3 separate regions of the Homo sapiens genome follow, and all the other regions are linked to region 1. Evidence: chromatin loops called from intact Hi-C (ENCODE). Cell type or tissue: mammary epithelial cell. All regions are shown on one strand.

Region 1 (2,500 bases):
GACCAACATGGTGAAACTCCGTCTCTACTAAAAATACAAAAATTAGCCAGGTGTGGTGGTGACCTCCTGCAATCCCAGCTGTTTGGGAGCCTGAGGCAGGAGAATCGCTTGAGCCTGGGAAGTGGAGGTTGCAATGAGCCGAGATGGCACCACTGCACTTCAGCCTGGGTGACAGAGTGAGACCCTGTCTCAAAAAAAAAAAAAAAAAAAACAGCACCAGCTCTCCTCTGCTGTCTGTCTCCTCAGCATTTACCCCCCTAGATTGTATCAGTTGACAAATATTTATTCAGCACCTCTTATACCAGGCACTGCGCTAGACTCTGGCATGCTGTCATGGACAAACAACCAACCACGGAGCTCAGCTTTGGACAGAGGAGACAGACGGAAAACAAACCAGGCCCTCATTAAATGGCAGGCGTGACTAGTGCTCTGTGGTCACCCAGTGCTGTGGGAGGCCATCGTCACTGTGGGAAGCCCAAGCTGGTCTGCTGCCTCAGGAAATCTTCTCTGAGGAGGTGATATTTATTTATTTATAATTGAAACAGTGTCTCCCTATGTTGCCCAGGCTGGTTTCAAACTCCGAAAATCAAAGCCTAATTCTCCCATTACAGCCTTACCAGTGCTGGGATTACAGGCATGCGCCGCTGCACCCCACAGTAGGTGATATTTAAAGCTTCGTGCAATTCTGAAGAAAGATGCCATATTCAGCTATTATTTTTAAGTCATTCAGAAAATGTATGTTGCATAAGAAGTTTGTGTGTAGGGCAGGTACAAACATAGCAAAGTACACTCCTCTGCCTCTGGAAACGATAGTTTTTATGTCCCAAAGGAACTGTAATGATCTGATATTGAATCAAAAAATGACTGAACTCACTCAACTAAGAAATTGTCTTTGTTCAAAAGAGACAATTCAGTTCCCCAAGGATAGGCTATCATGAAATTTGAATGTAACTGAGACTCCAGACTGGTGACATCTCCAAATCTGATGCTTTTCTGTCATCCTGGTGGAGTTATCTTGGAGCGATAAGAGAACTGCGTGCTCTCATCCCGCTCCACGAGCTAATGTTTCACAGGCTGACAATGACAGGGTGATTGCCTTTGATTAAAGCATATTTTCAATTATCCCTTGGGTACTTACAGCCTGTTAGGTTTGCATTGTAAAATGAACCCAAGGTCCTCCAAGGATCCACAAGACGGTCCAAAGTCCTTATTGTGTGTGCATTTGGTTAATTATTGGATTGCTCAAAAACGTAGTCATGAATTGACTTCACTGCGCAGTAGATGTCTAAATGGTTAATGCGGATTCCTCCTCGGAGAAAAACCAGACCCGTCTTTAACCCGCCTGCAGTGATTTCTAAACCACTAGAGGGAGCAAGAGGCCACCTCAGAACTAAGTCCACCCTGGGCGAGTCCGCATTTGGTGACTGAAACCAAGCCAAGTGTTCCCAAATGTTCTGGAAAGGAACCAAGTCAGGGCGTCTCCCATCTCTAAGCCTCCCCAGGCACCCCTAAAATCTGGTGCAGTTCCAGGCCACTCCTTAACAAGCCTGAGGTTCCACTTGAAGGTCCGACGCTGTTTGGAGTCATCCTCAGGACACTGGGGCTCGTATGTCAGTGCTGGGGGAGGGGAGGAGGGAGTGATGCGATTCCAGCTGCAGCCGCGTCCATTCCACCGCGGGCCAGGCCCTATATAGGCGCACAAGTTATTTGAACAGGAAGAGGGACAAATATAAAGCCATGACCACACGGAATCGGGGCGCTTTACCCAAACTAAGAGATTTGGGGGGCGGGGCGGGGGGCTTCTTGGGCTGCTGTCTGAGCTGTCTTTAAGAGTAAGAAGAACCAGGCCAGGCGCGGTGGCTCACGCCTGTTATCCCAGTACTTTGCGAGGCCGAGGTGGGCGGATCACGAGGTCAGGAGTTCGAGACCATCCTGGCTAACATGGTGAAACCCCGTCTCTATTAAAAATACAAAAATTAGCTGGACATGCTAGCGCATGCCTGTAATACCAGCTACTTGGGAAGCTGAGGCAGGAGAATCGCTTGAACCAGGGAGTCAGAGGTTGCCGTGAGCAGAGATCGAGCCACAGCATTTCAGCCTGGTGACAGAGGGAGACTGTGTCTCATTAAAAAAAAAAAAAAAAAAAAAAAAGTAAGAAGAACGGGCCGGGCGCGGTGGCTCACATCTGTATTGCCAGCACTTTGGGAGGCCGAGGCAGGCGAATCACTTGAGGCAAGGAGTTCGAGACCAGCCTGGCCAACATGCAGAAACCCCGTCTCTACTAAATATATAAAAATTAGCCGGGTGTGGTGTCGCATGCCTGTAGTCCCAGCTACTTGGGAGGCTGAGGCACAAGAATCGCTTGAACCTGGGAGATGGAAGTTGCAGTGAGCCGAGATCGTTTCACTGCACTCCAGACTGGGCGACAGAGTGAGACTCCGTCTCAAAAAAAAAAAAAGAGAGAGAGAGAAGAACGACCAGTGGTGTGTTTCTTCTAGAG
Region 2 (2,500 bases), 210 kb after region 1:
AAATTTTAGATGCTGTATAAAGAATAACCACAACTTTGGTTACGCAGCAAGTCAGATATGGCTTTTTTATATAATGCTAATCAAGTTTCCAAGTATGGAAGAAAACCTTTCAGCCAAGCCATTGGAGCTTAAGAAACCTTTACCCTTTATAGATTTTAACTGCCCGTACCTCAGTGCCCTTTAAAGAATCTCTTTTAAAGTGTTATTAGAATACTGCTTTGTAAAAATTAAAAGTAAGCAGGAGATGAGATGTTGATCATCTTGTGTTTACTTGTTAAAAAATATCTAATTTGGCATATATATACAATGAATTTTAGAACTTACTCAGCATGGGATTTAATTTACTGACTCCATGATTTACTTGAACAGTTTTTCTCCTTTTGAAAATTTCAGAATACTCTAGAAAATTAAGAATTTTAATTCTCTTTTGAGCTTGGATATTTTATTTTAAATATGGCCAGGTTATTACTTTAAAAGAAAAGATCTAAGGAAAAGTTAATAGTTGAAAATAAAACTCAGAGCCTTTGTGAAGTACCTGTTACAACATTTCTGAGGAATTTTGTCTATTCTTTAAAACAATATAGCCATCATAGATGTGTGCGTGTGTATGTGTAAAATATTGATTAAAACAGTGTTTAGTTGTAAATTATCATAAAATCATTTTTGTCTGTTAGCATTTTCCTGTTCTTTCATTATCCCACAGTCAAATCCTATTTCTAGCCTTGAACATAAAAAATATTTTTAAAATGTCTTAGACTAGCTTTATTCAATGAACCAAATAATGTAGATTTTATCTTTACTACATCAAACATGTTAATGTATGATGATGAGAAAGACACTTGATACTTCTTTATAATCATAACACATTTGAGTAACTCATTTTGAGGTGAGGAGACTACTCTTGTATTTTCATCTTAGATAGAGGGTTTATGTATATATTTTGGGGAGAGGGATGGATAGGAGATGTAAAGAATTTAGTGAAAAAAATATTTACTACATTTATAACACAAACACTAAGCTTAAAACTGAGGTATTAATTTTTTCATGCATTTCTAAATTTACTTTGGAAAGGAAAACATAAAAGTTATCCCAATGCTATGAATTCCAGATAGAACTATATGACTATAATTTATTCATAAAATAATTTATAACCTTCCAAAACATTCTGAACTATATGCTTTGTTTGTCAAATAAGTTTCCTTGAATTTTTAGATAATTAAGCACTTCTGCTAAAGCCATTATATTATTTTCACTCCATCATAGAAGATACCCAGAAGAGTAGTAAAGATAAAATAAATATTTCAATTGCCAGGAAAAAGCTGGGTGTAGTGGGCATGCCAGTAGTCTAGCTGGGGAGGCTGAGGCAGCAGGATCACTTGCGTCTAGGAGTACAAAGACAGTTTGGGTAACATAGCAATACCCACCTCTCTTTAAAAAAAATAATAATAAGCTGGGGAGAAAAAATGTGTTCTGCTGGATTTTCTTAGAGTATATATATATATTTGTGATAGTTGAAAGTGAGAATAATGTAGCTTAAAAAATTTATAAAAATGAATTTTAAAAGTTAAACTAGCAAATAAAATTCATTTTATCTAATGAATTTGGGCCTTTTTAACCATGTGTCCCTCTTTTCTTCAACTTTTCTTTAACTTACAGGAATTTAATTTTGTTAAAAGAAAATAATTATCCTTGATTATAATTTGAACATTGGAGATACTAAAAAATATATATATATATATTCCACCTTGGCACTAACTTTTCTTTGTTCAGATATGGTAGAGATGGATGATTTAGAATAAATGAGACAAGTGGCCAGTCTCTATGTGTGGCTTCTGAAGGAAAAATTTGTAGAATATATTATTTAAAAACTAATAGTTCAAATGTAGGCAAAGATAGCCTTTATTTTATGTTATGTATTAAAAGTGTATATTATAAAGTGTGGGGATGCCCATACCTGGGGACTAAAATTATAAAGACTGATTGAGGACATACTTGAAATACAAAATTATTTATTTAATGTTGACTCCTAAGTAGTTTAAACATTTAATTGTCAAATTTTAAAGCTGCAAAGAATCTTGTTATCTAGTTCAATGCTTTTATTTTATAGATAAGAAACCTGAGAAACAGGAAAATCTAGCTCAAATGAAGAAGCTAGTTGGGAGAAAGTATTTTAACAGGGAGCTAGTGAATATTTTGTAGGCAAATCACAGGTCAGGAGAGTGGCAAATGTGACAGCTAAGCCTTAGTGCAGGATACCTAGAGTAGGACAGGAATATTTTTGAGCCAGGTATAGAAGTGTATCTTCTTTATTGAGGCAGATCAAAAGCCAGGAGAACTGAAGAGTGAAAATGAAGATTCCTGGCCCAGACAGCTAATTTGTAGAAGTATTGAAATCTGGAGGTCATATCAAGCAAGACACAGTTTCTGAAAAAGAATGATGAGTTCACTAGACTTAGAAACTTTTAAAATCAAATAATTTTTAAATCACCATCTATTTAAT
Region 3 (2,500 bases), 230 kb after region 1:
AAAATAATTTAAAAAATTAGCCTGGCATGGCGGTGCATACCTGTAGTTCTAGTTATTTTAGAGGCTGAAGCGGGAGGATTGCTTGAACCCAAGAGTTTGAGGCTGCAGTGAGCCATGATCACACCACTGCACTCCATGCACTCCAGCCTCAGTGACAAAGTGAGACCTTGTCTCAAATTAATAATACATGAAATTTTAGTTACAACAAAGCTGTTTTTTTCCAATAACGATGGAAGATTAACATGTTTTTCTTCTTTTTTCAGTTGTTTGCTCATTAATGAATTAGAATATACCAAAAGTAAATTAAAAATAATTCTGAGTGTCATTGTTACTTCTTACTTTAGTTAAAGAGTAGTGGAATTACCGCTGTGCTGCAGACCAAGTCCTACTTGCTAAATAACTACAGATAGTTAAAGGTGAAGGCTGAGCACGGTGGCTCACACCTGTAATCTCAGCACTTTGGGAGGCTGAGGCAGGCAAATCACTTGAGCTCAGGAGTTCGAGACCAGCCTGGAAAACATGACAAAACCCTGTCTCTACAGAAAATACAAAAATTAGCCAGCCGTGGTGGCCTGCTTGTAGTCCCAGCTATTTGGGATGCTGAGTGGGAGGATTGCTTGAGCCCAGGAAGTCAAGGCTGCAGTGAGCCAGGATCATACCACTGCACTCCAGCCTGGGAGATAGAGACCCTGTCTCACAAAAAAACAAAAACAAAACAAAACAAAAAAACAAACACCAAAACTATAGTCAAAGCTGGAAGGGACCTGCTTATCCTGTGGCCTGGGCTTTAGCCATCTCTTCCAATACCAATTGCCTAGTGTTATTATGTAAAGCTAATTTGGCCAGCTCTGGTCCTTATTTTGCACTCATTCCAGTAAACCCAACCACTATGGCACTTAATACTGCCATTGTCAGTCAGTCTGCAGTATTGATTGACTGCCTTTAGAGCTCTCTTTTGTGTGCCTTGTCCACTCTTCAGTCACTGAGAGAGAGACCAAAGAACAGAGACCAACACCCTGTACTTGGCATGGCCATTAGTCACTGGAGTTAGATGAATCACACTGTATCTAAGAGAGAAGACTCAGGGAGAAGGGCTTAGCACAACACAGAAAAGCTTTAAACACTCTTACCTTTGACTGGAATTACACACACACACACACACACACACATACATACACACACACACATACACACACACACACTAAGGCTTTCCCACAAAGCCATGATGCATCCTTAAAAATAACACACAGCTCTGAAAAGTGAATGTCGGGGGTGAAGAGAGCCCTCCTACACTCCTTTTCCTAGTGATGACAAGGTTGTGGGGGCATGGCTGACTGTGAGGAGCAGAAGATGAGAGGGAGATATCATTTTACTTCTTTGTACTGCAATAATAAAAAGAACAGATAGAATGGAAGGAAGAGGCCAGGGGCAGTGGCTCATACCTGTAATCCCAGCACTTTGGGAGGCTGAGGCAGGTGGATCACCTGAGGTCAGGAGTTCGAGACCAGCCTGGCCAACATGGAGAAACTCCGTCTCTATTAAGAATACAAAAATTAGCCAGGCGTGGTGGTGGGCACCTATAATCACAGCTACCCGGGAGGTTGAGGCAGGAGAATCACTTGAACTTGTGGGGCGGAGGTCGCAGTGAGCCAAGATTGCGCCACTTCACTCCAGCCTGGGCGAGAAAGTGAACTCTGTCTCAAAAAAAAAAAAAAAAAAAAAGAATGGAGCGAAGAAGCCAGATTGAGTCTTCTTGCAATGAGGCGGAGTATACAATATTATTTTTAAAAATCAGTCTAGTGTTTCTGAAAACAAGGACACACTAGGAGGAAATGGTGGAGGAAAGGAGAACACAAAGTAAAAGTGACACTGCCTATTTCTTCACGGGTACAAGGGCCACTTAGGCTGGGATGCTTTTCCTGAAAATGCAGACCATACAGAACAAGGCCATGTGACTAAGAATCCACAACAGAAACAAACACAAGACACATATGAGTTAGGAAAGTTAAGGAAGCAGTCCTTCCTTTCGGCCAAAACTGCCACCTTCCAGTAATTTGCCACAATGATGAACACAAAGGGGGAAGAGGAGAGGCACCGGTATACATTCTCTAGGCCTTTTAGAAAACATGGACTTGTTCCTTTGGTTACAAATATGCGAATCTATAAGAAAGGTGATATGGTACACATCAACGGAATGGATACTGTTCAAAAAGGAATGCCCCACAAGTGTTACCATGGCAAAACTGAAAGTCTACAGTGTTCCCCAGCATGCTGTTGGCATTGTTGTAAACAAGGGTAAGATTCTTGCCAAGAGAATTAATGTGCATATTGAGCACATTAAGCACTGTAAGAGCCGAGATAGCTTCCTGAAATGTGTGAAGGAAAATGATCAGAAAAAGAAAGAAGCCAAAGAGGAAGGTACCTGGGTTCAAGTGAAGCACCAGCCTGCTCCACCCAGAGAAGCGCACTTTGTGAAAGCTTGTGGGAAGGAGCCTGAGCT

The links. Peaks named below come from ENCODE experiments on the same cell type or tissue, not always from the same donor. Only the 100,000 strongest peaks of a DNase experiment are listed, where the experiment ranks them.
Region 2: a loop joins it to region 1, with 5 times the contacts of the local background. A loop is called at or near these places in 4 of 110 quality-filtered maps.
Region 3: it touches region 1 in a loop (5-fold over the local background); 2 of 110 quality-filtered maps call a loop at or near these places.

Annotation. Positions count from the first base shown.
Region 1 is chr4:54,216,851-54,219,350 of GRCh38, reverse strand. No RefSeq gene overlaps it. Among named protein-coding and RNA genes, the nearest start is that of PDGFRA, 11 kb to the left of the region's middle. In mammary epithelial cell, a CTCF peak has its summit at 1,361 (motif pointing right); a DNase peak (open chromatin) is centred at 1,490; H3K4me3 peaks cover 480 bases; H3K27ac peaks cover 237 bases.
Region 2 is chr4:54,011,064-54,013,563 of GRCh38, reverse strand. The region is part of intron 5 of CHIC2 (cysteine rich hydrophobic domain 2); the gene reads left to right. Among named protein-coding and RNA genes, the nearest start is that of CHIC2, 52 kb to the left of the region's middle. In mammary epithelial cell, no CTCF peak of the experiment used is centred here; no DNase peak of the experiment used is centred here.
Region 3 is chr4:53,986,621-53,989,120 of GRCh38, reverse strand. It overlaps the pseudogene RPL21P44. Among named protein-coding and RNA genes, the nearest start is that of CHIC2, 77 kb to the left of the region's middle. In mammary epithelial cell, no CTCF peak of the experiment used is centred here; a DNase peak (open chromatin) is centred at 1,060; H3K27ac peaks cover 760 bases.